Linked DNA regions of Homo sapiens: region 2 is linked to region 1. A link is a loop called in an ENCODE intact Hi-C map of the cell type or tissue named here. Cell type or tissue: ascending aorta. All regions are shown on one strand. Each heading gives the region's core, and the rest is flanking DNA. Links, peaks and the distances in the headings are about the cores only. Region 1 has its middle 9.3 kb from the start of MIR4472-2. Region 2 has its middle 44 kb from the start of MIR4472-2.

Region 1 (15,825 bases), core at 2,633-7,632:
GGGAGGCAGAGCTTGCGGTGAGCCAAGATTGCACCATTGCACTCCAGCCTGGGCAACAAAAGTGAAACTCCATCTCAGAAAAAAAAGAAAAAAAATGTATGAAATGAAGTCTCCCTTTGGGTGCAAAATGTAGAATAATGTAAACCTCTCCAAAAAGACAAAAAAAAAAAAAAAAAAAAGCATCAATAATTGCATCATTTCGGAGCTGCATGGGCCAAATGAAGCCGAGCCATGGTGCACTATTGCCTTGTGTTAGCGATACTTTAGTTGATAAATGAAACTTTCCCAGGGTTATCCTTGGGTTATTTTGAGGTTTTAATTATGCAAAGATCTTCAAGAATGCATCCCTTTTTAAAATGTGACCTCCCTTATTACTGTATATGTGTATGTTTAAAAAGATGTAACACATATAAATTATGGGTCCCCATATGGCTCCTTCTACGGACTTAGTTGCATTCAAAGATCCACAGTCTAGCTATCAAATACTAATTAAATCCATACCGTATGTAGTCCAAACCCCGCAGCAACACTGAATACAAGCTGTGCCCTCCTTTTTCCCAATCCCAACTCCAAAACTCCCAGACGACTCTCCCCTCCCTCCTTTCTCCCAGCTCCTTGTTATAGAGATGAAATAAGTTTCTCTAAAAAGTCCTCCTGTCAGATATATCTAATGTAAATGATGAGTTAATGGGTGCAGCACACCAACATGGCACATGTATACATACGTAACAAACCTGCATGTTGTGCACATGTACCCTAGAACTTAAAGTATGATGAAAAAAAAGAGAAAAATAAAATAAAATAAAATAAAATAATAAATAAATAAATAAAAGTCCTCCTGCCCACTTTTCTCACTGTCTCATCTCAAGTCTGTATTTTATTTATTTATTTTGTTAGAGACAGGATCTCGCTCCCTCTCCCAGGCTGGGGTGCAGTGGCATGATCATACCTCAATGCAGTCTCGAACTCCTTGGCTCAAGTGATCTTCCTGCCTCAGCCTCTTGAGTAGCTGTGACCTGCAGGCACGTACCACTGCACCTGGCTAATCTTTTTAAAAAAAATTTTTTAGAGATAGCTGTCTTATTGGCCAGGTGCAGTGGCTCACATCTGTAATCCCAGCACTTTGGGAGGCCGAGGCGGGCAGATCACAAGGTCAGGAGTTCGAGACCAGCCTGGCTAACATGACGAAACCTCATCTCTACTAAAAATACAAAAATTAGCTGGTCGTGGTGGCAGGCACCTGTAATCTCAGCTACTCAGGAGGCTGAGGCAGGAGAATCTCTTGAACCAGGGAGGCAGAGGTTGCAGTGAGCCAAGGTCATGCCATTGCACTCCAGCCTGGGCAACAAGACCAAGATTCTGTCTCGAAAAAAAAAAAAAAAAAAAAAAGAGAGAGAGAGATAGGTGTCTTACTATGCTGCCCAGGCTGGTCTCAGTCTCCTGGCCTCAAACAGTCCTCCTGCCTCAGCCTCCCCAGTAGCTGGGATTACAGGCATGCAGCACCATGCCTGGCCCAAGTCTCTATTGAATGGGTGGTCTACAAGGTTAAGGACTTTAGACCTGGGCTGGCAAGGACTCTTGGGAGAGAATAGGAAGAAAGCGAGAAACACCGGCATTAGTAGATTGCAGAGTTCTAGTTCATGATTATCCCTTGGTCTCATCTCTCTGCACCCTCCTGGAATCCTCCCTATATCTTGTTGATAACCATTCTCAGCGAGGGGTAGTTTCCTAACCTGCCCTGTCCCTCCCCTCCCCAACCCTTGGCTGCCTCCTCTGCCGGCCTATCTGCTCCTTCTTTAAGAGTGATCAGTCATGCATTGTCCCTTTTATGTTCCTTCTCTAGGGTCCCCAGGCACACTTAGCCACTCCTCAGCTCTGGATTCCACTCACATACATGCATTTCCTTGACAATGATCTGCAATGGTTTGTCTATAGGTAAATTTCATCTCTAGGCTGTGAGCTCCCAAAGGGCAAGGACCGATTCACTTCCATCCCTCTATCCTCAGCACTGAGCCCTGCAGACATAGTAGGTGCCCAATAAATATCGCTACATAACAGAGACCCAAGAAAGGCCTTTGGAATTGAACTGAATTGAAAAGAATAGTGAAGACTAAAAATTCGGAGCATAAGGACTGACATTCCTCTGGAAGAGGCAGAGCAAAGGCTGACTGCCTCGTTTCTCTTTTGTAGCCCTCTGGACGGTCTGAGTAGTACAGCCACAGTCCAAGCCCTCCCCTATCCAAATTCGGGACATCTGAAGGACCCGACCCAGCACCATACATGGGGGAAAATCTATATGCCCTCAGCGCTCTTTTATTTCCTCCTTCCAATTCCAATCCCAGGACCTTCCTTGCCATCATTCCGGGGGCGAACGAGTTGACCTCTATGCCCTCCCTTCCAGCACAAGGTATGCAACCCCCGCTTCTCTGTTTCGCAACTTTCCATTCCAGGGTTGACGGAAAACACTGATAAAAGTAGCTTACCCTGGGTGGGCAAGGAGACACCCTTGGTATGCTGTATCCTTAACTGAGGTAGATCATTTCCAAAGACCCCATCTCACATGCTCTTTTGCAATGGATTTTGCCACTCCTCCCATCCAAAGGAAGAATTCTTTATCCTCTCCTTGAATCTGGGCTGGCCCGGTGCCTTGCTTTTAGCAACAGAACTCAGGAGAAGTGAGGCTGGGCAACTTCCAGGCCTTGCAGCTTCTATTTTCACTTTCTTGGAACCCAGCCACGATGTAAAGAGGCCCAAGCTATCCTTCTGGAAAGGCCACATGGAGGAGAACCAAGCACCCCAGCTGACAGCCAAAACCAAGTGCCAGACACGTGAGTGAGGTCATCTTGGGTCTTCCAGCTCCAGTCAAGCTCCAGGGGGAGTGTGGCCATGTGAGTGAACCCAGATGATACCATGTGAAGTGGAAGAACTGCCCAGTGGGGCCCTGCCTGTATCTTTGGCTCACAGAGCCACGAGCACTAACAGTTGTTATTTTAAGCCACTGTGGGTTTGGGGTGGTTTGTTACGCAGCCATAGATAACTGATACATTAACTTTTTTTTTCTGTATGAGCAGAAAAATTGGTGAGGGGGTGGTCTGCGGCTTCTGAGCTGGACTTAGGATATCATTAGAATTCAGGCTTCTCTGTTTTTTTTTGTTTGTTTGTTTTTTGTTTTTTGAGACGGAGTCTCGCTCTGTCGCCCAGGCTGGAGTGCAGTGGCGCGATCTCCGCTCACTGCAAGCTCCACCTCCCAGGCTCACGCCATTCTCCTGCCTCAGCCTCCGGAGTAGCTGGGATTACAGGCGCCCGCCACCACGCCTGGGAAATTTTTTGTGTTTTTAGTGGAGATGGGGTTTCTCCGTGTTAGCCAGGATGGTCTCGATCTCCTGACCTCGTGATCCACCCGCCTCAGCCTCCCAAAGTGCTGGGATTACAGGCGTGAGCCACTGCTCCCAGCCGCTTCTCTGTTTTTGTTTTGTTTTGTTTTGTGTTTAGCTTAAAAGAATACAGTCTCAACCTGGTGATCAAAGTTAGCATCCCCAGAATGAGGCAAATTGGCAGTATGTGCCAGCTGATAGGATGCACTGTGAATGAAAGTGCGTAACCTGAATCTAACCATGAAGAAACAGCTGATAAACCCAAATTGAGGGATGTTCAATAAAATCTCTGACGTGTGCTCTTGAAAAATGTCAGTGTTATGAAAGATATAAAAAGACACAGGAACTGCTTCAGACTAAAGAAAGCAAAAGAGAGGACAACGAAATGCCATATGACATCTGGAGCTTCCTTTGGTGACAAAGGACATCATCAGTACAAATGGGGAGACCTGGAGAAAGTTTTCAGATGAGACAATAACGCTGTGTCAGTGTTCATTCCCTACGTTTGATCATTGTATTGTGGTTTTGTAAGACAATGTTGCTTGTTTTTAGGAAATTCAGAGTGAAGTATTTCACAGAGGTGTGATGTCTGAGAAAACAAGCATTTTTCTCCTCTTTATAGCTGTATCTACAGAGACAGGGGTGGGGGGTGGGGGAAGGATACAGCAAAGTGGTAATGTGGTAACATTTGGGAAATCTGGGTGACAGGTACATGGGAATTCTTTGTATTGTTCTTGCAACTTTTTCCTAAGTCTGAAATTATATTTCAATAAAAAGTAAATTGGGTTGGGCACAGCGGCTTACACTTGTAATCCCAGTGCTTTGGGAGGCCAAAATGGGAGGATCGCTTAAGGCCAGGGGTTTGTGACTAGCCTGGGAAACATAGCGAGACCCCCATCTCTACTAAAAAGTAAAAAAAATTATCTGGCTGCGGTGGCGTGCGCCTATAGTCCCAGCTACTTGGGAGGCTGAGGTAGGAGGATGACTTGAGCTCAGGAATTCAAGGCTGCGGTGAGCAGAGATCACACCACTGGGTGCCAGCCTGGGCGACAGAGCAAGACCCTGTCTGAAAAATAAATAAATAAATGCATAAAGTAAGAAGTTAATTAAAAAAAAAAAGGAAAGCAAATCATCATGTGTGCATGGCTGCTCACTAAGAGGAAAGAACCAGCCGCCTGGGGCAGGACTATTCAGGCTCTTCCTGGAAGTCCCTGGCTCAGAGCAGACTCTTGCCCCTTTCCCCTGTCCCTCTGCCTCTGGTGGCACGCATGTGACAAGGAGCCACTGACCAGCCTGGCTGCCCGCAAGGCCTGGAGCCCGGCATCTGGAAAGGATCAGCTGCCACCGCTAAACTCACCCCTCCACCCACAGCTCATTCCCGGAGTCTCTGAAGGCGGGGCTGAGCTTTGGGGGTTTCGCAATAAGAATCCACACATATTCTTCTGAGGAGGCTGTCAGGAAAAAGCCTTCTCGGGACATCCCTGCAAGCACTTTGCCAAGCCCTCAGTGACACCTTTGCCTTCCTTGCTCATCTGAATTTTGGGGGTTCCTGTTCAGAGGCCACAGAGCACAGGATAACAGAGATGATGGGTGAGCAGATCTTCTGTCAGGACACTTCCTGGGTGGTTTAGCTATTTTGTCTGCCTGGGGCAGGGAGAGAGGAGAGGATCCCTACGGCCCTAGGGGCATCATGAAGTCTCTCCAAGCTTTTGTGCTGAAATGTACATTTTACCTCTCACTTCCATCCTTGCTGCACTTCTAATGCAGTGCAGGCAGCTTTCATGGGATTTGGGCCATGCAGGACTCGCAAGCTCAGCAATGCCAACCATGCACGTTTCTGGGCAGAGCTTCCGGAGGGGCGTGGGCTGGGCTGGAAAGAGCCAGGGGTTTGGAATCCAAGCGAGTCAGGAGGGCAGTCTCCGATTCACCACTTCCAGGCTGGGCAGCATTGGTCTAAAGGCTTCTCCTAGGGCGGAGCTTAATACCCCCATGTGTAAAATGGAAAAAAACAAACACACAAAAACAAATACCCCCATGTGTAAAATGGAAAAAAAAAACACACATGTGTAAAATGGAAAAAAATAAACATTCCTATCGCGAATGAAGCGATAGGAAAGTGCCCGGCATAAAGTAGATTTGTAAAAAGAAACAAAACCAATTCTGTTTTTTTTTTTTTTTTGGTTTTTTTTTTGAGACGGAGTATCGCTCTGTCACCCACACTGGAGTGCAGTAGCGCGATCTTGGCTCACTGCAAACTCCACCTCCCGGGTTCACGCCATTCTCCTGCCTCAGCCTCCCGAGTAGCTGGGACTACAGGTGCCTGCCAACACGCCCAGCTAATTTTTTTGTAGTTTTAGGAGAGACAGGGTTTCACTATGTTAGCCAGGATGGTCTCGATCTCCTGACCTCCTGATCCGCCCGCCTCGGCCTCCCAAAGTGCTGGGATTACAGGCGTGAGCCACTGTGCCCGGCCTAAAACAAAACCAATTCTGCAATTCCATCTGCATTTAGTGAACACTGACTCGGAGCCAGGGGTAGCACGAGGGCCCTCCCAGCTGTGGGAGGATTTAGGTTCAAATCCACGCCTCACCTCTGAATGACTAAGGTTAAATTACCCAATGTAACATATGCCTGGTTTCCCTACCTGGTAACAGGTATAATAATAGCATCCACTGGCCAGATGCAGTGGCTCACGCCCATAATCCCAGCACTTTGGGAGGCTGAGGCAGATGGATCACCTGAGATCAGGGGTTCGAGACTAGCCTGGCCAACATGGTGAAACCCCATCTCTACTATAAATACAAAATTAGCCAGGTGTGGTGGCACGCACCGGTAATCCCAGTTACTTGGGAGCCTGAGGCAGGACAATCGCTTAGAACCCGGGAAGCAGAGGTTGCAGTGAGCCAAGATTGCACTACTGCACTCCAGCCTGGGCAACAGAGTGAGACTCTGTCTTAATAATAATAATAATAATAATAATAATAATAATAATAAATAGCATCAACCTCTTAGACTCCTGTGGGGATCAGCTGAGTCCATACATGTAAATTCACTAACAGTGAATGCTTCTGTAGCAGACATTGCAGGCCAGACACGGGTCTACACTCTTTATTAGTATTGCTCCCATTTTACAGATGAGGAAACTGAGGCACAGAGAGACTGGGTAATTTAATAAGAGGCAGAGGTGGAATCTGACTCAGGAGTCTGGGTCCAGAGTCAGTGTTCCCAACCCCTGAGCTCTACAGCCACAGGCATACAGTAAGTGCTCAATTCATGTTAGCTGCTACTAATGCAGGGCGAGTTTCACAGGCATGAGATCAGTGCCCACACAGGGGCTGGCGCTTAGAAGGGTAATGCTCTCTCGAAGCTCTGCTGTCACCAACTTGAACTTCGTAATAATTTTTGCACAAGGGACTCTGCATTTTCATTTCGCCCCGGGCTGCACAAATTGTGCAGCTGTCCCTGCTGTGTATCTTACAGGAGCAATTGCCTGCTTCTCCCTCCTCCTCTCTCAACTCTGAACTCCTTGGGATGTAAGATTCAGCTAACTCATCTAGCTCTACATCCACCCCTAGCCCATGCCCGGCCTGCAGCAGGTGCTCACATTCTGGTTGGGAGCGACAGAGGTGAGCAGAGCCACAGCTGTTGTTCCTGCCCCCACAGCCCCCTAAACACCCCAAGAATAGCTTCTAGCCCAGGGAGCCTCGGGAACTGCCTGAGAACAAAACTTTCCCGAAGGTGCAGACTCTGGCCAGCGGCCATGGAACCAGGCCTTTCCAGGACGATTGGTGCAACCAGGGGAACTTGCAGCTCTCTGCAAAAGGGGAATCCTAGCCAGGCCCGAAAGACCCTAATCAATAGTTCATTAAGATGCCAGCTCAGAAAATGCAGGGAGACCCAGCATAACGTGTAATTCTGCCTGCGTGGGCTGGTGCTGGGCAGGGTTTTCGCAAGCTGGCAGGGCCCGCAGATAACACTGAGCCCAAAGTGCAGGCTGCAGTCCGAGCACAAGGCAAACACGACCCTCCCTAAGTGGCAGATGTGATTCAGTCCAAAGGTTCAAGTGCGGCAGTTACATTGGTTATGAGATTTTTTCCCCCTTTATACCAGGAGCTGGCAGTGTGGGGGAGGGGGAGAAACCAACACTTGTTGAGCACCTACTATGTGTCTGACTCTGAGCTGGACACACATTAGGAGAAAGGGGTTCAGGACCAGGCAAAAAGTGGGTTTGGGTATTTCTGGGGGTGGAGTTGGACATCATTCCTCTTTCCTGCCTCCCTGACGCGTCCTCCATTCATAATAACTGATTTTTTAAAAAACTGAAGCAAAATGCAATAGCAAAATAGACCGTTGTTGGCCAGGTGCGGTGGCTCACGCCTGTAATCCCAGCACTTTGGGAAACCAAGGTGGGCAGATCACCTGAGGTCAGGAGTTTGAGACCAGTCTAGCCAACATAGTGAAACCCCGTCTCTACTAAAAATGCAAAAATTAGCCAGGTGTGGTGACGCACGTCTATAGTCCCAACTACTCAGGAGGCTGAGGCAGGAGAGTCACTTGAACCCAGAAGGTAGAGGTTGCAGTGAGCTGAGATTGTGCCACTGCACTCCAGCCTGGGCAACAGAGCAAGACTCTGTCAAGAAAGAAGGAAGGAAGGAAGGAAGGGGAAGAAAAAAAGACAGAAAGGTACAACACAGTGGCATTTACTACATTCCCAGGATTCTGCAACCACCACCTCTATCAAGTTCCAAAATATTTCTGTCACTGCAGAAGGAAACCCTAAACCCGCTATCTTTCATTCACTCGTTCTGCTCCTATTCTCTCCCCTCCCTGCCCCTCTCCCTGTCGACCCTGGCAACCACTCACTCATGTGCTTTCCGTCTCTATGGATTTACCTATGCTGGACACTTCATAGAAATGGAATTATACAATTTGCAACCTTTGGTTTCTGGCTTCCTTCACTTCTTCAGCATGATGTTGCTAGATTCATCCATGGCATGGCGTGTGTCAATACTTCATTCCTTTACTGCCAAATCATATTCCGTTGCATGGCTATGCCACGATTTGCTCATCTTCCCATTCAACGATGGCCATTTAGGTCACGTCCACCTTTTGGTTTTTATGAATAATACTATGTACATTACACTTGCTATGTGTACACGTTTCTATATGGACATATGTTTTTGACTCTCGGGTGTATATCTGGGATATCTGGGAGTGGGATTGCTGGGTCTTAGGGCAACTGTATGTTTAGCATTTTCAGGAACTCCCAAACTGTTTCTGAAGGCAACTGCACCATGTGACATTCCCCCACCAGTGTAACATGTGTAACACGTGGGAATGCAGCATGGAAGGAATGTACAAGGGTTCTGATTCTTCACACCCTCACCAACACTTATTATTTTGTTTGTTTCATAATCACCAATTTTTCATGCCGGTGGAGATGAGGCCCTGTCTGCCACGGGGTCTTGTGCACAGAGCCATGTCTTCCAGATTTGCAGGAGAGCCCTACAGAAGCCAGACTGCAAGAAGAGCAATTTGAGTCCTGCCAGAAAGAATCTTTTTTTTTTTTTTTTTTTTTGAGACGGAGTCTCGCTCTGTCGCCCAGGCTGGAGTGAAGTGGTGCGATCTCGGCTCACTGCAAGCTCCACCTCCTGGGTTCACACCATTCTCCTGCCTCAGCCTCCCCAGCAGCTGGGACTACAGGCGCACGCTGCCATGCCCAGCTACTTTTTGTATTTTTTTAAGTAGAGACAGGGCTTCACCGTGTTAGCCAGGATGGTCTCGATCTCCTGACCTCGTGATCCACCCGCCTTGGCCTCCCAAAGTGCTGGGATTACAGGCGTGAGCCACTGCGCCCGGCCCAAGAATTAATCTTACATGGAAGAGCCCGATAGACTGAGAAGCTCCGGGCTGCACTGGTCTTAAAGGGCCTGCCTCCGGGTGGTATGTAGGTGCCTTGGGGAGAACGTGGCTGTGTGTGTGAGTTGAGAGAGAGCTGGGTCACTTGGAGTTGGTAACTTGGAGGCAGCTATGCCAGGGACACCTCCGCCCAAGTGTCACTGCAGTAGGCAGCGTTTTGCCCACTCTGCCATGTCACTGATAGCCTGAGTGAGTTGGCAGAGAGTGATGCTGCAGGTGGTTGGAGCACACCCAGCCCATGTGAGTTAATCATGTGACATCTCCTACCCCAAAAGGAACCAAGAAGTACAATCATATTATCCTTGGAAGGGAAGAGAACCAGAACTATTTGGCAAACAGCATTAACAACTACCACATTTAACTGCCTGCAAAGAATGTATTGACAATAACGTATTGATGGGTAAGTACTAATTACAATAATGGGCTGGGCACAGTGGCTCACGCCTATAATCCCAACACTTTGGGAGGCCAAGTTGGGCGGATCACCTGAGGTCAGGAGTTTGAGACCAGGCTGGCCAACATGGTGAAAGCCCGCCTCCATAAAAATACAAAATTGCCCTGACATGGTGCTGCACGCCTGTAATCCCAGCTACTTGGGAGGCTGAGGTGGGAGAATCGCTTGAACCCAAGAGGTGGAGGTTGCAGTGAGCCAAGATTGCACCAGTGCACTCCAGCTTGGGCGACAACAGCGAAACTCCATCTAAAATAATAATAATAATTACAATAATGTTTCCTGAGTGCTCCCTAGGTACCAGGCATTGTGCTAAATGCACCATTTCATGAATTCTCATAGCAGTCCTAGGGAATAGGCATCATGATCTCAGATGACGCTCACAGAAGGCAAATACTATGTTAGTCTGTTATTCAGAATGCTTTAGGCTGCAAGTTATAGAACACACAACTTAGGTGGGCTCAAATGGTCTTAAGAAATGTCATTACTTCACATAATAAGAAATCCAGGCAGGACACAGTGGCTCACACTTGTAATCCCAGCACTTTGGGAGGCTGAGGCAGGAGGGTTGCTTGAGTCCAGGACTTCAAGACCATCCTGGGCAACATAGCAAGACCCCATCTCTACAATTTTTTTTTTCTTTTAATCAGCCAGGCATGGTGGCATGAACCTGTAGCCCTAGCTACTCCAGGAGCTAAGGCAGGAGGATTGCTTGAGCCCAGGAGTTTGAGGCTGCAGTGAGCTATGATAACACCACTGCACCCCAACCTGAGCAACAGAGCCGTATCTCATCTCTAATTAAAAAAAATATATCCGGCCAGGTGCGGTGGCTCATGCCTGTAATCCCAACACTTTGGGAGGCCGAGGCGGGTGGATCACCTGAGGTCAGGAGTTCGAGACCAGCCTGGCCAACATGGAGAAGCCCCGCATCTACTAAAAATACAAAAACTAGCCAGGCATGGTGGCGGGTGCCTGTAATCCCAGTTACTTGGGAGGCTGAGGCAGGAGAATCGCCTGAACCCAGGAGGCAGAGGTTGCAGTGAGCCAAGATAGTGCCACTGCACTCCAGCCTGGGCAACAGAGCAAGACTCCATCTCAATAAAATAAATAAATAAATAAATAAATAAATAAATAAAATATCCAAGGAAGGGCGTGCTTGGATATAGCCCATGGCTGTGTAGTATCATCATCAACACTGTGAGTTCTTTACAACTTGGATCTAACATCCTTGGGGTCGTCTCTGTCTCAGGCTGCAGAGATTCCCAGCTTTTCATTCAGACACAGAGAGGATTGTTCAGTGTCTCCTCCTTAGGACAAGAGAAGCTTTCCCAAAGGCCCCGCAGACTTTCCTGTCACTAGATCACCTGGTCACTGGTGAACCAGTCATGGGCCAGGGGAATGGAAGTCCCATGCCTGGCATCGTCAGTTGGGTAGAATAGATGTTGGGGACATGGGGTTACAGGGAGAAGGGCAGAGTCAACCATAGGGAACAAAGCCACAGTTTGCACCCAGAGCTGCCTTCTTTTTGACCTCCTGAATATTCAAGAAAACACAACCCAGGCAAGGGTTGTTCTGCAAATCTCCAGCCCAGGGAAGGAAGCCCCACCCCGACTTCCTTTTTTTAAATTTTTTTGAGAGAGGGTCTCACTCTGTCACCAGGCTGGAGTGCAGTGGCACGATCTCGGCTCACTGCAACCTCCACCTCCCAGGCTCAATCGATTCTACCACCTCAGCCTCCTGAATAGCTGGGACTACAGGGGTGCGCTACCACACCCAGCTAATTTTTTTATTTTTAGTAAAGACAAGATTTCTCCATGTTGAGCCCAGGCTGGTCTCGAACTCCTGGGTTCAAGTGATCCCCCTGCCTTAACTGTTGGGATTACAGGAGTGAGCCACCGCACCTGGCCCTGACTTCCTTTTTAACCATGGTTTTAGCACCTGGGCATCCTCTCCCTTTGATCTGCCTTGGACACCCCTGGGGTCCAGCCAACCAGTGACCCAGCATGTCTATTCTAATCAGCCAGCCCAGCTCAGAGCCAGGGCAGGGAACTTCTCATTCTGCTTCTGATCATGTGTCCACTTGCATCAGCCTTCCCTGGCCACCCACAGGGCTGAGGCCTCTGAGAGCTGCTCCTGTTCACTCAGACATATCCAGCAGATCAGCAGTTCTGGGCCCGGGGCCACTACGGCAGGGGCCTTTTGGATTGGCTGTCTGTCCACATGCATCAGCTAATCCTGGCTGGTGGCTCCAGCACCACCTGCAATACGGAGTATGAGGCCTGGCCCCATCATCAAAGGAAGCTGGAGGAGGCAGTGCAATTAGCACATAGCCTTTCTTGTACAGGATGCTAAAGCCTGAGACTCGGCATAGGCAAAGAAATGCACAATGATGGGGAGGGTTTTGGGGGAGTGAGAGGGAAGGATGACAGAGAAGAAAAGAGGAAATAGAGGCTGGGTGCAGTGGCTCACACCTGTAATCACAGCACTTTGGGAGGCCGAGGCCGGTGGATCACCTGAGGTCAGGATTTCGAGACCAGCTTGGCCAACATGGAAACCCCGTCTCCACTAAAAATACAAAAATTAGCCGGTTGTGGTGGCACACGCCTGTAATCCCAGCTACTGGGGAAGCTACGGCAGGAGAATCTCTTGAACCCGGGAGACGGAGGTTACAGTGAGCCAAGATCATGCCACTGCACTCCAGCCTGGGCAACAGAGCAGGGTGGAGTCTCAAAAAAAGCCAGGGGGTTTGTTGGAGAAAATAGAGAGAGAGAGCAGAGTGGGGAGGAACAAGGAGACTCTGAGACGGCAAACTCATCTTGCTCTTGTCTGCATCTCCGGCTCCTATAATACAGTGGTACGTACAGTGGTATGGGCAAGGAAGAGTTGTTTGAACTGACCTGAAAAATGAGGGAGACAGAAAAGATCCCAAGATAAAGGAGGAAGATGAAGGGAGGAGGGGAAAGAAGAAGAAAGAGTGACCGAGCACAGTGGCTCATGCTTGTAATCCCAGTGTTTTGGGAGGCTGAGGAGGGAGGATTGCTTGAGGCCAGCAGCTTGAGATCAGCCTGGCCAGCAGAGCAAGACCCTGTAACACACGCTCCTCAAAAAGGAAAGAGATTCAGAGAAGATAGCAATATGGCAGGGCAGGAATGGGTAACTATGACCCTATAGGGACAAGCCCTATTGCCTTGTCTTTTTTTGAGATGGAGTCTCACTCTGTTGCCCAGGCTGGAGTGCAGCGGAGTGATCTCTGCTTACTACAACTTCCACCCCCTGGGTTCAAGTGATTCTCCTGCCTCAGCCTCTCAAGTAGCTGGGACTACAAGAGCCCACCACCAGGCACGGCTAATTTTTGTGTTTTTAGTAGAGACAGGGTTTTGCCATGTTGGCCGGGCTGTTCTTGAACTCCTGACCTCAAGTGATCTGCCTGCCTCGGCCTCCCAAAGTGCTGAGATTACATGTGTGAACCACCACACCTGGCCTTGTTTTGTTTATGCTGTCTTTGCTACGGTCTGTATTTATGTGCCCCTCTCAAATCCATACATTGAAATCAAACCCTAGGAGGTGGAGCCTTTGGGATTAGGTCATGAGGGTGGAGACCTCGTGATTGGCATTAGTGCCTTCATAGAAAAGGCCTGAGGGAGCTTGTTCACTCTTTTGCTCGGTCCAGCCTGTGAGGACATAGCAAGAAGGCCCATCTAGGAAGCAGAGACCAAGCCCTCACCAGACACGGCATCTGTTGATCTTCCCAGCCTCCAGAACTGTAAGCAATATACCTCTGTTGCTGAGAAATTACCCAACCTCAGGAATTGTGTTAGAGCAGCTCAGATGGACTGAGACACTCACTGTGAGCTCAGTCCCTGGAATTCTGTAGTGGTTGCAATAAATGTTTGTCTTGCTGAACTGAAAGAAAAGGAAGGGAGTCTGGGCATGGTGGCTCATGCCTGTAATCCCAGCACTCTGTGAGGCCGAGGCAGGTGGATCACCTGAGGTCGGGAGTTCTAGACCAGCCTGACCAACATGGAGAAACCCCATCTCTACTAAAAATACAAAAGTAGCTGGGTGTGGTGACGGGTGCCTATAATCCCAGCTAGTTGGGAGGCTGAGGCAGGAGAATCCCTTGAACCCAGGAGGCAGAGGTTGCAGTGGGCCGATATCGCACCATTGCACTCCAGCCTGGGCTACGAGAGCAATACTCCGTCTCAAAAAATAAAAGAAAAAAAAAAAGAAAAGGAGACAGAATAGGAGAGGAAAGAAGACAGAAGGAAGACAGGATGGGGTGGGGGCCCTGGGATGATGAGAGGAGGCATAGAGACAGAGAAAGGGGAGAGGAGGAGAGGACAGGAACAAAGAAAGGCTGGGACTGGAAAGCATAGGAGGAGGGAAGGGCGAGAACAGGCAGGGACAACCAAGCAGGGAGGTGGAAGCAAAGAGGTTGGGCCAGCCATGGGATCTCTAGCAGGCTCTTCCTTTGATGAAAATGCACATTAGCAAACGTGCTAGGATCTGACAAGCGCCAACAGGCCCATCGCAGAGTTAAAAAGCTCTACATCTGTCAGGGTTTCAATTTTTAAGTCAGCACTTTCCTTCTTCTCATGCTGGGATTCTGCAACTGTGGTTTCCCCCCACCCCCATGTCTCCCGCCAGTGCGTGGGGCTTGTCATGGAGCCGTCAGACTTCCGAGGAGCCTGGCGGGGCAGAGTGGGTATGGGTTGGGGGGGTGGTCTATGCAGGGTGAGGGTGGTGGCCTCCTCCACAGCAGCTGTTGCAGGGATGTCCTGTCGAAGGAGGGCCCAGGGAAGTGGGTGATGTGGTAATGTTCTCAGCAGACACTGGGAGTCTCCAAGGCAATGAACTTCTGTAATGGGTTGAACTGTGTCCCCCCAAATTCATGTCCACGCAGAATGCTGGGATGTGACATTATTTGGAAAAAGGGTCTTTGTAGGTTGATATGGTTTGGCTGTGTCTCCACCCAATTCTCATCTTGATTTGTAGCTCCCATAACTCCCAAGTGTTGTGGGAGGGACCCAGTGGGAGATAACTGAATCACGGGGGAGGTTTCCCTTAATACTGTTCTCGTGGTAGTGAATAAGTTTCACGAGATCTGGTGGTTTTATAAGGGGAAACCCCTTTCACTTGGCTCTCATTCTCTCTCGCCGCCACCACGTAAGATGTGCTTTTTGCCTTTCACCATGATTGTGAGGCCTCTCCAGCCACGTGGAACTGTGAATCCGTTAAACCTCTTTTTTTTTTTTTTTTTAAATAAATTACCCAGTCTCGGGTATGTCTTTATCAGCAGTGTAAAATGGACTAATACATAGGTGTAATTAGTTAAGGATCTCCAGAAGCAATTATCCTGGATTTACGGTGGGCCTTAAACCCAACGACTGGTGTCTTTATAAGAAGAAGAGAAGACACAGAAACAAAAAGAGGCAAGACCAGGTGGAGACGGAGGTAGAAGTTGGAGTGAAGCATCTACAAGCAGAGGAACGCCAAGGATTGCCTGGAGCCACCAGGAGCCAGAAGAGAGGCCTGGATCAGACTCTCCCCGGAAACCTCCAGAAGGAACCAACTCTACCCAAACCTTGATTTTGAACTTCCGGCCTCCAGAACTGTGAAATAATAATTTCTATGGGTTTAAGCTACCCAGTTTACAGTACTTTGTGACAGCAGTCCTGGGAGACAAATATACCCTCCTGACCTTGGGGAAGTGTTTTCCCTGCTCTTGTGTCCAAGGGGGAGTTGGCAGGACTGTTAGAAATGAGGGATGGGCCTCCATTTGGCCCACCATGGGCCAAATCTCCAGAGCTGGAGAGTAGTAATTTCTCCCCCTTGGGAGTGGTGTTGATTCTCTTCTCTCTAGAGCTCAAGGTCCTGGGCTAGCAGCTGGAGAACAGGACTCTGAGGGACTTTCATCCAGCCATGCATTCAGGGACCCAGTGAGGGTGATGGGCAGCTGCCACACCCTACAGAATCTGGGCCTGAGTGCTGAAGAGGGACCAACCTGGGTGCCCCTTAAGCATAGGATTCAGACTCCAACAGGCCTGTTTTGTTTTTATTTTAGAGACAGGGCCTCACTCT
Region 2 (15,825 bases), core at 4,368-9,367, 51 kb before region 1:
AGTGGGTTGAGTCAATTTCACTAGCTTTGCTTTGTCCCCCTTTAACTTAGAAATGTAATTAGAAAGAAATGGAATACTGTTGGCAAAGAGCCATGGGAGAGGGACGTGATTGGAGGGGACCATCCATCCCAGTTGGCCCTGGACCGAGGGGTTTTCTGCAATGTAGGACTCTCTGTGCTAGGTCTGGGACAGTCCTGGGCGAGTGGGGACGGTTGGTCAGTCACCCTACCTATTCCCCCTTTCCCATGGCCCCATGCAGGTGTTGGGCAATCCCAGCCGGGAGTAACAGTGGGTAAAAGTTGGCTTGTAGTTGCCTTTAAGAAATTCTGGGCTGGGCACAGTGGCTCATGCCTGTAACCTCAGCACTTTGGGAGGCCAAGGTGGGAAGATCGCTTGAGGCCAGGAGTTTGAGACCAGCCTGGCCAACATGGTGAAACCCCATCTTTACTAAAAATAAAAAAATTAGCTGGGCGTGGTGGTGCATGCCTGTAGTCCCCTACTCGAGAGTTGAGGTTAGGAGGATTGCTTCTGCCCAGGAGGTCACAGCAGTGAGCTGTGATCATGCCACAGCACTCCAGCCTGGGCAACGGAGCAAGACCCTGTCTCAAAAGAAAAAAAGAAATTCTACCTCCTCCCATATGGCAAAACAGACTGTGAACCCATTAGCAACAGGAATGTGATGTCGCGTGGGGCCTGAGTGGGAGTAGCAGACACCAAGGGAACAAGTCCAGAGAGACTTCTGATAGGCGAGTGCGCGAGGGTCCGAGAGCTGATCTTATACTGATGACTTTACCTTCCCAGGGAACTCTTGATGGGAAACGGCAGGACCCTGTGACATTCTGCAGATTCTGAAATTTCTGTCCCCTCCTCCATCTATATCTGAGCGTGTTACAGAAACCAGGGCAATAATGCACACTTTATTCGCGAGATGCACATAATTCTACCATTTCAGCTGGTTCCACTGCTTCTGAGATTTTGTATATAAATATCTATGCGTGTGCGTTTGTGTGTACATTTCTTGACATATTTACGAAGCCCCAGTTTGCCAACCTTCAGGGCATAATGCAAGAACTATTTTTCATCCTAATCTGCTGTAATGACATGTTTTATTATACTATTTCAGCTGTTTCCATTGCTTTCGCTGTTTCATGTTTTATGTATTTTAACTAATGCTTTAATTTTAGTACGTTGTGCCCTAAGGTGACTTCACAAGGCTTACTTTGGAAGATCGACGGGGATTCACAGCAATGGCAATTGAAGGCTCTACCCACACCCAGCACGACGCAGATGTGGAGATGGGAACGGAGGGCAGGGTGGGAAGGCTGGCAGCTTAGGACCTGGCGTTTGTAACACCGAGATGTACAGTCACCCTAGGTTTGCTCAGGGCTTTAGCCCAGTTTTAGCCCTGAAAGCCCAGCGTCTCAGAACCTGCTCAGCTGTGGACAGACCAGGGTGGTTGGTCACCCTACCAAGATGACGGGCTTGATTTCGATATTTGGTTAGGCTGCTTCTTAGGAGGTAGGAGGTGTCTGTCTCAGTGTACCAAAGAAAGGGCCTGAGGTTTGGAGTCCCCTCCTCTTAGTTTCAAGCCCAAGCTCTGCCGACACTGTAATAGTCATTTGAATCTGATGAAGTCACTTTAAGCCTCCGTTTCTACATCTGGAAAATGGGGCTGGGAAAGCATCTCCTGGAGACCTGCTGTCAGGGATAGAGGGAGCGGTCCATGTTCTCTGCCTGGCACTTAGGGAGTGGTTGAGGTGGCGGTGCTTCACTAACCAGCTGTGGGGTCTTGGCCTGATCATTCCTCTTCTCAGGGGTTCCCATTCCCTTTTCTCCTACCTAATAATGGAGGAGTCAGACAGGATCCTTTTATTTTTTTAGAGATAGGGTCTCGCTCTGTCGCCCAGGCTAGAGTGCAGTGATGCAATCATAGCTCACTGCAGCTTCGAACTCCTGGGTTGAAGGATCAGCTAATTAAAAAAAATATTTTTTGAGACAGACAGGGTCTCACTCTGTTGCCTAGGCTGGTTGTGAACTCCTGGTCTCAAGAGATCCTCTTTCCTCAGCCTCTCAAAATGCTGGGATTACAGGCAGGAGTCACTGTGCCCGACCCCCAGACCGGATACTTTTGAAGTGCTCAAAGTCCACATCCTGAGGCAAAGTGAAGGGCAGAGGCCACCACCTAGACCTTCCAGACTTAAGCATCAAGGAGTCCCCTTAGCCTGTTTACACCCTTCGGCAATGGGGGCAGAGGAGCACAAGAGGAAAAATAGTAATAATAATAGTGGTCGTAATAATAATAGCTTCTGTTTCCAGAGAGCTTATTGCGTGCCAGGCAAGCCCTGTGTTAAGCATTACTCTTTACCTTCCCATTTGATCCCTTCCACAGGACACATGGGAATAAGTGAGAGGATAACACCCATTTTGCAGAGGAGGAGATGGATATTCAGAGAGGTGAATATATATATTTTTTGACATGGTGTCTTGCTCTGTTGCCCAGGGTGTAGTGCAGTGGCACAGTCTTAGCTCACTGCAACCTCTGCCTCCTGGGTTCAAGTCATTCTCCTGCCTCAGCCTCTCAAGTAGCTGGGATTACAGGCACCTGTCACATCCCCGGGTAACTTTTGTATTTTAGTAGAGACAGGGTTTCGCCATGTTGGCCAGGCTGGTCTCGAACTCCTGACCTCAAGAGATCTGCCCGCCTCAGCCTCCCAAAATGTTGGGATTACAGGCGTGAGCCACCACGCCTGGACTGAAGACGTTTCTTGAAGACCACATAACAAGAAAGTGGTCAAGCAGGCATGTGACATTCGTGACTCCAACGTTCACCACGATATCCTGCAGCCATCTTGTCTGGAACATCCCTGTCTGTTCCCAGCCCATGGTAGTAAATGGGGCGGCACTCAGTCTTTCATACCTGCTTGTCTCCTTCCTCATTTTCCCTCCAACACACCAGACTCTGGGTCCTCCTGCCTCTTTTGGGTCTTAAGCAGAAATGTCATTTCTTTCTTCCTTTTTTTTTTTTTCCTTTTGTGAGATGGAGTTTCACTCTTGTTGCCCAGGCTGGAGTGCAATAGTGTGATCTTGGCTCATCGCAACCTCCGCCTACCGGGTTCAAGCTGTTCTCCTGCCTCAGCCACCTGAGTAGCTGGGATTACAGGCATGTGCCACCACGCTCGTCTAATTGTGTATTTTTAGTAGAGATGGGGGTTTTCCATGTTGGTCAGTCTGATCTTGAACTCCTAACCTCAGGTGATCCACCCACCTTGGCCTCCCAAAGTGCTGGGATTACAGGCGTAAGCCACCGTGCCTGGCCCATTTCTTTCTTTTTAATCCCCATGCCCTCTCTTTGAAAACCTCCTCTTCACACTGCAAAGTCCAGCTCCTCTGTGTCCAAGACGATATCCTCTTAGACTCCTACTAGTGGCTTATTTGCTGATTCAGCATTGGGTCTTCCCTGTCCCTGACATAACATGACGGGAAGTCAGTGGAAAGTTTTTTGGTCAGAAAAGCCCCAGCTGTCTCACTCATGTGCCCTGGATGGCCATTGGCCATCCTGTTTCAGATCCTGGAGATGTGCTACCACACACCACTGTGTTTCATTCTCACTGGACACCAGGAGGCAGGCACTGGGAAGAAGACACCATCATTCCTACTTCTAGAACTGGCTAAGAAAATTGCACTTTTTTTCTGTCCAGGCGTGGCGACTCACACCTTTAATCCCAGCACTTTGGGAGGCCAAAATGGGTGGATCTCTTGAGATTAGGAGTTCAAGACCAGCCTGGCCAACATGGTGATACCCCGTCTCTACTAATAATATAAAAAGTAGCCGGGCATGGTGGCAGGCGCCCGTAGTCCCAGCTACTCGGGAGGCTGAGGCATGAGAATCATTAGAACCCAAGAGGCAGAGGTTGCAGTGAACCAAGATCATGCCACTGCATTCCAGCCTGGGTGACAGAGTGAAACTGTCAAAAAGAAAGAAAGAGAGAGAGAGAGAGACAGAGAGAGAGAGAGAGAAAGAGAGAAAGAGAGAAAGAAAGAAAGAAGAAAGAAAGAAAAGAAAAGAAAAGAAAAGAAAAGAAAAGAAAAGAAAAGAAAAGAAAAGAAAAGAAAGAAAGGAAAAAGAAAATTACAGCCCATGGGCTGGCTGTTTTTGTCAATAAAGTTTTATTGGAAACAGCCATGTGCATTCATTTATGGTAATCCATGGCTATTTCCACACTACAGCAAGAAAGTTGAATAGTTGCCACAGAGACTGTAATGCCTCGCAAAGATATTTACTATTTGGCCCTTTGCAGAAAAAGTGTACCAACCCCTGTAAATCAAGACGAAGAGCGGAGGTTCAGAGGAGCTTCAGCAACCTGCCCTAGTTTTCTCAGTGAGCCAAGGAAGGCCTGGGGCTCAAATCTGAAACCCCAGATCTTAGGGCAGGTTTCTACGCCCTGGACTCCATCCTTGCTTTCTCCCAGGGCTCCCTTTCTACGCCCCAAACTCCATCCTTGCTTTCTCCCAGGGCTGCCTTCCACGGAGGTTCCCGGTGCTCTGCATTACACCCCACAGGTGGCTCTTGCCTGGCTTTGGGGGGCTCAGGGCAGCAGCCAGCTGGAGACTTCAAGTACAGGCACTTAAGGCACGGTGGGACCAGAGAAAAGAAAGTTGGCTGGAGAAGTTTTGTTTATTTGTTTGTTTTCATTTTTTGAAGGCTGGAAGTGCATTTGCTAAAGAACCTCACTTCTACCGATCTCATTTTCCACGCACTTACAAACGGACCAGAGGTTGCAAAAGTGAGTCTCTCCTCGCTTCTACCGATCTCATTTTCCACGCACTTACAAACGGACCAGTGGTTGCAAAAGTGAGTCTCTCCTCGCTGAACTGCTCTGTTGTTTCCAGTTTCTGAGGGGCCATCTCGGGCAAGGCTTGGATGGGGCAGGGCCTTCTCTAGGTCTTGGGACCGCCCCTCATTGCAGGAGACAAAACTTCCCACATCCCACATCCAGGCTTCTCTGATGTCCCCTCCCCCGCACCCAACCCGCACCCATCTTCCCTGTTTCAACCCTCCAACTCCCCTCTCCCCAGCATCTCCAGGGGTCTGCGTTCTCCTTCCCAGCCCTGGGAGCTTTATTTCAAGCTGAGATACAATGACACATCATGTTCCTTTTCTCTTTCCTTCTTCTTTTTAATAAAGCTGTTTTGTGTCTCCACACCACCCCCCTTCTGCATTCCTTGCATCTTAGTCTTCCCGTCCCCCTCCTGTAGGAAATGTCTAGGATTCTCTCACTGGGGTGTAATGGTTAAATTGCTACCAGCTGATTAAACAGCAGCAGTCGAAGCTGTAATCCTCAGCGTTCAGGAACCTGGGAAGGCAGGGACGAGTGCCCTGACCGCTTAGCCCCTGCTGACCCCCCTGCCAGGCGCCCGCCCAGTTTCACCCCTTTCATTTGTCCCGGGTTGCTTAATAGAATCTGCTGGGAAGGGGCGAGGGGCTGAGAAGGAAGAGGAAGGAGGAGGGAAGAGGGAACAGGCAAGAGGGGAGGAGGAGAGGGTCCCTCCACCAGCTCTGGTTCAACCTCCAAGGAATGTTGCTCCCACCCCTGTCCCTTTCCTGCCCCCCTGTAAAACCACACACACACACACACACACACTCTCACACACGCACATACTCACATTAGCGTACACACTCACATGTTCACACACTTACAGATACTTGCATATACTCACAGCCACACACACACACCCACATGCTCCCTTGTTCATACACACAGCCACGCACACACTTTCTCAAACTCATACATACAGACACACATACACACTCATGCTCACACACAGTCACATATGCATAAACGCATGATCACACACACACAGCCACACACATTCACACACTTTGATACCCCCCAGAGCCAGTCTCTTTCTCATTCTCTGCAGAATGAAGACCACATGAAGGAGAAATCCCACCTGCCCTGCTGCTCCTCCTGGGAAAGCTTCCTCCCCGCACCTGCCCCCCATATAGGGAAGGGTCAGAAAGATGGGAACTGTGAGATCAGAGACCGGTCTGGGAAGCGGGAAAGTGCAGGCTTTGGGTGCAGGCAGCCAGCTGCAGGATCCTGGAGTCAGGACTTCCTTTCTTCCTGCCTCTCTGAGGATCGAGTGGGAAAAACACCCAGCCCAGTCAGGCAGGCACAAAACATGTGTTACCTCGATGATCTGTGCTGGGTGCTGGGGTGCAGTGCAGCTGGCATAGCCTTCTGCACCCTTGAAAGCAACGTGTCCCTTGGGCTCCTTGATGGACACTTCCCACCCTTGGCTCTTCACCTGCAAACTGACCTGTGACCATCATATGAGACCCTGGGTGTGCAAAGGTGTGGCCACAACTTAGCACATGCCAGGGTCCCACGACGATGGTTTTCCTGTATGATTAACGTTGCTGTCGATTCAGGCTCTGGACTAAGAATAGCAGGGGGCAGCCAGCCTCCTTGGGAAAGTTTATTTCCGTGGAAAGTATAGTTCAGATGAGTGAGGATCTGGCCTCGATTCATCCTCCCTCCCTCACACTTAGTCAGAAACCAGGGAAGGGCCTACTGGATGGAGGGGGAATTGGCTCACAAGCACTGGAAGTTTGCCACTGCTCCAAGTACGCTGCTCTCTGAAGCAACCTTTCTCTTTCCCCTGGGAGAAAAAAGCCTCCAAGCAGGGTGTAGGAGAGGGCAGAGGGAATGGCTGCCGAGGGCCCTAGGCCAGCCTTATTTCTGTGCAGCGGGTTGAATGGTGTCTCCCATTCATGTCCACCTGGAAACTCAGAATGTGACCTTTTTTGGAAACAGGGTCTTTGCAAATATCATTCAGGTAAGAATGAAGATGACATCATACTGGGTTAAGGTGAGCCTTTTTCTTTTCTTTTCTTTTCTTTTCTTTCTTCTTTCTTTCTTTTTTTTTTTTTTTGAAACAGAGTCTCACTCTGTCACCCAGGCTGGAGTGCAGTGGCGTGATCTCGACTCACTGCAACCTCCGTTTACCAGGTTCAAGTGATTCTCCTGCCTTAGCCTCCAGAGTAGCTGGGATTACAGGTGCCCACCACCACGCCCAGCTAATTTTTGTATTTTTAGTAGAGATGGGGTTTCACCATGTTGGCCAGGCTGGTCTTGAACTCCTGGCCTCAAGCGATCCTCTGGCCTCAGCCTCCCAAAATGCTGGGATTACAGGAATGAGCCACCATGCCCAGACCAAGGCGAGCCTTAAATCCAGTGTGAGTGTCCTAAAGAAAGCTAGAGAAGGACCTAGAGACTGTGAGGATAGAGGTCGACATTGGAGTGATGCAGCCGCGAGCTAAGGAACTCCAGGAGCCACCAGAAGCTGGAAGGATACTGGAAGTGACATTTTGATTTTGGACTTCTGGCCTCCAGAACTGGGAGAGTAACACATTTCTGTTGTTTTCAGCCATGCAGTGTGCGGTAATTTGTTACAGTAGCCACAAGAAACTAATATGCTTTGCAAAGCATGTGTCAATGATCCCATTTTACAGATAGGAAAACCAAGGCACAGCGAGGGAAAATTTGCCTAAAAATCACACAGTTGGTTGGAAGTGAAGCCAGGATTCCAGCCCAGGTCTGTGTGATTCCAGCACCTGGACCCTGGACCACCGAGTTCACAGAGAAGGGACATTTCTGCAGGGGAGAGCTGTGGTCAAAGAGAGGAATAAAGGCAAGTGTTGGCTTCCTCAGAAAGCGGCAAACAGACCGGCAAGGAAGCTGTGGCAAGGGGTCTGGGAGATGGGACCCACTGTCTCAGACATCTTCCCCTAGGCTTAGAGTCCACATCAGGGAAGGGTTGCTGAGAATTCCACTGGAGTGTCTCCCAACCCCTCCCCCACCCCTCAATCTGGAGAGCCAGGTGGTTATGAGACAAAGAAGCAAAGGACCTCTGGTCACAGCTGACCAGAACATTCTTCCTGTCTGGGAGCTGCCCTGATCTTGCAGTGGGCAGTGAGCTACTACACCTGCCCTCTGGGAGGCTGAGTATTTACCTAGAGGCACTGCTGGGGCTGCCGGCCTGGGAGCAAAATTTAAGGAGGCACTTGTTCTCAGGGCCATGCATGATGTTCAGGGTCGTGACTTGCGTGAACCTGAGAATGAGCGCCTCCTTAAAAATTGCACCTGGTTTGCCTGGCCCTATTCCTGGCCCCACCCCAGGGGTAATTTATCAGAGGAACAGAGGGTATTTGGGGTCCATTGGCAGCTGGTAGGTGCAGAGTCACACAGACCTGGGCTTGAATACTGACTTCAGTCACTTAATAGCTGGGTGACCATGTATGGGTCTATTCTTTTACTTGAGCTCAGTTTTCTCATCTATAAAATGGGGATTATAGAATAAAACTGACCTCATAGGTGGTTGTGGGATTAAATGAAGAGTGTCCACATAAAGTACCCGGCACTCAGTAATGTTAGCTTATTATTATCTTTTTTTTTTTTTTGGCAGCTTAGAAAGAGGAAGTTCGTGGGTTGCAAAGTGAGTAATGGCTGCATCTGGGAGCTGATCAAAGGTGGCCAGCCAAGTTGAGTAGCCAGTTCGGTGTATGAGACTTAACAACACTGGTAATTTCTTTCTTTTCTTTTTCTTTTTCTTTTTTTTTTTTTTTTTTTTTTTGAGGCACTCTGTTGCCCAGGCTGGAGTGCGGTGGCGTGATCTTGGCTCACTGCAATGTCTGCCTCCCAGGTTCAAGCGATTCTCCTGCTTCCGCCTCCTAAGTAGCTGGAACTACAGGCACACGCCACCAGGCCCAGCTAATTTTTGTATTTTTTAGTACAGACAGAATTTCACCATGTTAGCCAGGCTGGTCTCGAACTCCTGACCTCAGGTGACCCACCCGCCTCAGCCTCCAAAGGTGCTGGGACTGCGCCTGGCCAACACTGGAAATTTCTTGTTTAAGAAAATTCCAAGCTCATACTGGGAGGGCGAGGCCAGGACATGAGGCTGCAGTGGACATCCATAGCTGCAGGGAGCCTCACTCGCTAGGCTCTTCCACATGTGTGAAGCCATCACATTCCTCTAGGCACCGCCCAGGACATCTCCTGCTGGAGGAGCGTTAGAGAGTGTCCCGGCTCCCCCTAGATCCACCTCTGACCATCTGATCTGGTTACTTCCTAACGTCCTGTTTGTTTTCCTCTAAACCAGAGAGAACGTTGAGCTGGGTCATTGGCGATAAGGGCAGGTTGGGTTGAGCAACCGAATCTGTTCCTTATCCAAGCAACAGATCTTTTCTAAAGTTCAGCTCTGGTCGGATCCACTGCCCACGAAGCGGTTCATACAGCCACCACCATCAGTTCATGATTCTCCACGCCAACAACAGCATGTGCTTCACTAGCCTCCACAAATGCTGACAGGTGAAGGCAGACTGTTCCTTGGAGCAGTTGACCTGGGTTTATTTTATTTTATTTTATTCATTTTATTTTATTTTATTTTATTGAGACAGAGCCTCAATCTGTTGCCCAGGCTGGAGTGCAGTGGCCGGATCTCAGCTCCCTGAAAACTCCGCCTCCAGGGTTCAAATGATTCTTGTGCCTCAGTCTCCTGAGTAGCTGAGATTACATGTACATGCCACCATGCCCATCTAATTTTTGTATTTTTAGTAGAGATGGGATTTCACCATGTTGGCCACGCTGGTCTTGAACTCCTGGCCTCAGGTGATCTGCCCGCCTCAGCCTCCCCAAGCGTTGGGATTACAGGCATGAACCATGGCACCCAGCCTTATTTTATTTTTTGAGATGGAGTCTCACTCTATTGCCCAGGTTGGAGCGCAGTGGCACAATCTTGGCTCACTGAAGCCTCCGCCTCCCGGGTTCAGGTGATTCTCTTTCCTCAGCCTCCCAAGTAGGTGCGGTTACAGGCATGTGCCACCACGCCTGGCTAATTTTTGTATGTTTAGTGGAGACGGGGTTTCACCATATTGGCCAGGCTGGTCTTGAACTCCTGACCTCAGGTGATTCGCTCACCTTGGCCTCCCAAGGAGCTGGGATTACAGGCATGAGCCACCACACCCGGCCCACTTGACCTGCTTTGACTTTTTAAGCCCATTGATTTGCTCTCCTGTCCCTTGTTCCCACCCTAGAGAGAGAGGCATGCATCCAATGTTCCTATTTCCGGACTTTTTTTTTTTTTTTTAAGGGCTGGGCTGCCATCTGCCCAAGTCAACACCCACCTAATTTTCCGGCGTAAACTGCAGCCCTCGTTTGCTTCCTCGAGCTTGGCCTGAACCCAGCACCTTAATCTGTACCTTGGCCAGGCTCCCAATGCAGATGCAATGTGTACGCTTCCCCATTAGCACAATTATCACATCACTAATGAGGGCTGCCACCATTTATTGAGCTGTTACTATATGCCAGGCTCTGTGCTAAAAGTTTTCCCCAGATCATCTCATTTAGAACTGGCATTAACCCGACGAGCAGATGATTATTTTATGAATGAGCACACTGAAGCAGAGAAATGGGAGTGCTTGACCAAGGTCACCCGTTTGGGGAAGCAGGGCGAGTACAGGTCAGTTCCACTGCACACTGCAGGCCCTGAACCTCCCAATCAACTATACTGTTCTTTAGTTACCTGCAAATTCATCCCCTCTACCGCTAAACCTGGCTCCCTATGTCTCCTAGGGTATTGGATTTTTGAGAACAGGAAGGCACAACTATTATTTTAAAGAAATTATATGAACTGGTGGGGCGTGGTGGCTCACTCCTGTAATCCCAGCACTTTGGGAGGCCAAGCTGGGAGGATCACGTCAGCCTAGGAGTTCAAGACCAGCCTGGGTAACATAGGGAGACCTTGTCTCTACAAAAGAATTAAAAAGATAGCCAGGCGTGGTAGCATGCACCTGTAATTCCAGCTCCTCATGAGGTGGGAGGATCACTTCAGCCTGGGAAGTTGAGGTTGCAGTGAGCCATGATCACACCACTGCACTCCAGCCTGGGTGACAGAGCAAGACCCTGTCTCAAAAAAGAGGAAAAGAAAAGAAAAGAAAAGAAATTGTATGGGCTGGGCGTGGTGACTCACGCCTGTAATCCCAGCACTTTGGGAGGCCGAGGTGGGCGGATCACTGGAGGCCAGGAGTTGGAGATCAGCCTGGCCAACATGATGAAACTCCGTCAATACAAAAAATACAAAAATTAGCTGGGTGTGGTGGTGTGTGTCTGTAATCCCAGCTACTCGGGAGGCTGAGGCAGGAGAATCGCTTGAACCTGGGAGACAGAGGTTGCAGTGAGCAAAATGGTGCCACTGCACTCCAGCCTGGACAACAGAGTGAGACTGTCTCGAAAAAAAATAAAAAATTATATAAACTTACAATTAAATAGATACATTGAATTGAAAGATAAAAGTAATAACACTAAAACTCCTCACTTCTTAATTTACTATGTTCTCCCATTACCTATGCTCTTAAGATTATGATATCTGTTTGGTGAAAATTCTCTACAGTGTCTGCTCCTGTGCCTGTCTTCCCAACTCTGTGTTCAGTGACCTCCCCTTGGGAGTTTGAGATTGACTTTGGTGGGAGTATTTACACCATAGAAATGGGCAAATGCTATATACCAGGGTTTTCCTCCAGAGAACTAGTTATTAAACATTGACCAGCACCACTGATCACAACATTTGTGGTAGGTATTATAAGCCCTTTTAACACAGAAGCGACTGAGGCTTAGGAATGCTAAGTGATTTGGCCGAGATCAATGGCTAGGCAGTGGTGGAGCCAGAATTCGATTCCAGGTCATGTCATCTCTACTGCGTGGATATACCTTCGCGATTGCTGAAGAAGGAAAAATAAAACAGAAGCTCACTCCTTTCCAACCTACTCCCACCCCAGATGCTGCCTTGTGTCTGATTAGTAGAAGCAGAAGGTTGTTGGAGTTGGTTCCAATAGAAGAGTAGTAAGTCCTTGGCCTGGAAAGGAGGGAGTGAGACAAGAAGATGACAAGTTAAAGTTTTAAACAGACTGAAATCTCATTCCACTCACTTGAGCATTCAAGAGCTAGTGCTAAGTTGGCCAATTAAGAGTAATTTCATCTCTAGCGCCTCTTCGAGAGTTATTTAAATAAGACTTTAGAATTAATCTTTCATTTATCCCAAGAATGAAACGCCATTCCTACCCTCCACCCTCCCGCCACACACACACACACACACACACACACACACACACAAATGGAGCCACTCTTTTCAAAAGGATGAAGTGTGGTGTTAAATTAACCTTATTCATCCCACACCTGAGCTGCGGTTCTTCCTGAACTGTGTGGACCTAGCGTTAAGTTGTTGCTTCTTTCAGCTCCACGAGTATTTTTAAGTAGATTCAAAGTCCCTCTTGTGAATGAATCATGAACTCAGCAAACGTCAGAAGAGCCTAAAACTCATCAATTGGTAAATATCATTTGTGCAGTGTTTAAGAGGGCAGATAACTTGCCTCCTCATACAACCCTCATGCAGATGAGAAGTAGGTAATTAAGTCCATCTTAGCCATCTCCTCCCAACTCCTTTATTCTTCCTCGTGAGGATCTGCAGTCTCAGTCTTTGATCTTTCTTTGCTCTGTCCTGAAGTTTCCCCGGCCATGGAAGGAGTCTTGAGCAGAGTGTGAGAATGGCCAGGTGGCGGAAGTGTCTGAGAAGATCCTGCATCGATCCAGAAGCAGTGGGATAAGGAAGGAGCACTGGATGGAAGTCAGGTGTCCTGGGGCCCAGCGCTGGCCCTGCCACACATGGTGTGAGCGCTGAACCCCTGTCCACCTAGCAAAGGTCACATGATGTCCTGGACCCCTGTCCTGTCCTGGACCCATGTCCTGTCCTGGACCCATGTCCTGTCCTGGACCCCCTGTCCACCCAGCAAAGGTCACATGATGTCCTGGACACCTGTCCTGTCCTGGACCCCTGTCCACCCAGCAAAGGTTACATGATGCTGTCTGTAAGCTTCTTTTTATGGTTCTGATATCCAAAGCCACTTAATAGCGTGGAACTTCCACTTCTCCAGTTTAAAAGGTTAAATATGTATATCAGGCTGGCTGGGCTCAGTGGCTCACGTCTATAGTCCCAGCTACTGGGGAGGCTGAGGTGGGAGGATCACTTAAGCCTGGGAGGCGGAGGTTGCAGTAAGCCAAGATGGTGCCACTGCACTCCAGCCTGGGTGACAGCGAGCCCCTGTCTCAAAAACTGTATATGTATATAAGGGCCTACATTTTTGGTTAGGGAGAGAAAGAGAATGAATAAGAAGCTGGTTCTTGTATCTTGAGTCATTACAAACTCCTCTCTCTCCCCCTGCCTGAGGCGTCCTCCTTCTTCATTCTCTATTCAGTTTGCAAGGCTGTTATTCCTGCCAAATGAGTCATTGATGTGGGAAAGTTAATTTATTTTGGCAGACATCACCATTGCTCCGAGAAATAGAGACTATGCACCCACTGTCGCAGAAGACACAAATTATCGTGGTGATTCATTCATTCCTCCCTGCATTCATTCATTCCCAGAATACGTGATTGTTTCTGGAACATACACAAATGGGCAACCCTACCTGTTGTTTTCTGTCTCAGAGAGTAGATGTGAGAATTAAATGAGGTAATATGTAAAAGTGCTTATATAATAATAATAATAACTAATCCTGATTGAGCACGTATTACGTGTCAAGCTGCGTGGTAAGCCTTTTACCTGCTTTATTTATTGTCTTTGATCCTAACACTGCTCTGCAGGGCAGGGATAATGAGTACTTTATTTCAGAGATTCAGAGATTGAAGCTAGGGCAGGTCAAGGTGACCTGGCCACAAGTCATTAAACAGTGCACAAGTGGCAGAGGGAAGCCAGCCCTGAGTCTGGACTTGAAAATATTGCATCATGACCCATATTTATAAGGTATTGATCACAAGGCAGGCATTGGACTTAGAACTTGCTTCTTCTCTCCCATCTTACTCACTTGTCACACAAAACACCTGTGACGTGAGTGCTGTGATTAGCATCTCTATTTTCCAGCTGAGCAAACTGAGATTTGGAGAAGGGAGACAAGTTGCCCAAGGAGTCTCAATTACTGCAGAGCAGAGCTGGGTGCAGGGACAGGAGTCTGGGCTCAGAGGACACTCTGTCTTCACTGTGAGCAGAGAGAGCAGAGAGCTGGCACTTGGGATGTGGGTGTGCCATTTTTGTTAGCCACACTTACCATGAGCACCATGGTCACTCTCTCCAGGGTGCACACATGGTCCCAGGCAATAGATCCTGTGACAGAGACAATGCTGTGGGTTCACCAAATCTTATATTCAGGCTCTGAGACACACAAAGGGGCCCCGGCAATTGCTGAGCGCTGACTAATGGAATGTGGGAGTAAGTGATGAAGGTCACTTCCAGGTTGAGCCTTAAAAAAAACAAAATCCTGTGATCCTATATCTGCTGGCCAGACACAGCAGAGAGTCCCTTGGAAGATCCTGAGATCTTGAAGGACAATGAAACTATCAAATGGAGGATGCCTGGATCCCTGAGTGACTGCATGGAGCAAAGCTCTTTCCAACCTCCCAATTGAGCTGTATTGGACTGTGGTTTGGACCTCAACCTTTACTGGGGTACTCACTGAGATGGGGTTGTTTTTACAGCAGTTAGCTACCTTTACTCATACAGATGTTTTAAGAAGTGTATTGGTGCAATCCTAGCTCACTGCTGACTTGAACTCCCGGGCTCAAGTAATCCTCCCACCTTAGCCTCCTGAGTAGCTGGGACTACAGGTGGCAGCTATAAGAAGTGGTTTTTTTTTTTACATAATCATATTTTGGTCTCGAGTTGCCTTGGGAAAGGGCTTGCCTCCACCAGAACTCAAGCTTCATGAAGGTCTATTCCCTTGCTTTGGGTGCAGGGCCTGGCACACCATAGGTCCTCAGTAAATATTTGTGGAAGTGACTGAATGAACCTCTCATCTCAGAGGTCCTTTGCCCACAAGGACACTTCCTGGATGATGATGGGAAGAAGGTCTTATTCACGTGACTCAGTCCTTCATCCTCTCCCAACTCACTCCAGCTCGCTTTGCATATCTCCAGTATGGATCTGGGGGGACAACCCTAGCAGTAACATCAGGAACCTGCCTGTCAAACAGATGCCACTCTACAAATATCACGCTGACTTCACATCATCCCAATTGGCTGTAAAATCTGGGAAAAGCCAGGCAGAGTGGGCTCCGAGCTGCTCACACCACATTTAGATGTTTACAGAAAACCAATGCACAAGGATTTGCTCGAAAGCTAAATTTCCTCTTAGCCAAAGCCCAGAAATACCTTTTAAACCCTGAGCAAATAAGCCAGAGGAGAAGGCATTTTCCCTTTGACTGAGCCTTCAGAGCCTGGAGATCTTCAACTTTTCAAAGAATCAAGCTTGCTGCAAAAGACAGACTTCATGGGGATGGGACTCCCTCGCTGGCCACAACAGAGAGACTTTGCAGATTTGCCCTTTCGCCCCAGACCAGATGGCAAAAACAGCCACAAGCCCCAGGCCTGACTTCAGACTGCAAATAGAAACAGCCCCGGAATGCACGTCTAGGTCCACTCAGAGAGAGAACGCTGGCTCAAAATAAAATAAAAATGAGCAATTGTTTTAGAAAACTAACCAAACAAACAAAACCCTCTCCTGGTGGAGTGCTGAGCTGAGCGTGATGTACTCTGAATACAAATTTGCTATAACCAGCACTGACATTGACAATACTGGCTGTCATTTATTGAGCACTTACTATGTGCCAAGCGATGGCTTTACACAGGAACCCCATGGAATCCTTAAACAACAACCTTCTGAGACTGGCATTTTATTATTTCTCTTTTATAGATTCAGAAATGGAGGTGAAGAGAG

What was found. A loop is a pair of places that touch in the nucleus more often than their neighbours do. Peaks named below come from ENCODE experiments on the same cell type or tissue, not always from the same donor. Only the 100,000 strongest peaks of a DNase experiment are listed, where the experiment ranks them.
Region 2: it touches region 1 in a loop (2.8-fold over the local background); 10 of 110 quality-filtered maps call a loop at or near these places.

Annotation. Positions count from the first base shown.
Region 1 is chr12:116,429,661-116,445,485 of GRCh38, forward strand. No RefSeq gene overlaps it. Among named protein-coding and RNA genes, the nearest start is that of MIR4472-2, 9.3 kb to the left of the region's middle. In ascending aorta, for the core only: no CTCF peak of the experiment used is centred there; DNase peaks (open chromatin) are centred at 4,781 and 5,231; H3K4me3 peaks cover 1,473 bases; H3K27ac peaks cover 2,197 bases.
Region 2 is chr12:116,376,827-116,392,651 of GRCh38, forward strand. No RefSeq gene overlaps it. Among named protein-coding and RNA genes, the nearest start is that of MIR4472-2, 44 kb to the right of the region's middle. RefSeq lists an enhancer at 6,083-6,759. In ascending aorta, for the core only: no CTCF peak of the experiment used is centred there; DNase peaks (open chromatin) are centred at 5,243 and 6,555; H3K4me3 peaks cover 570 bases; H3K27ac peaks cover 1,864 bases.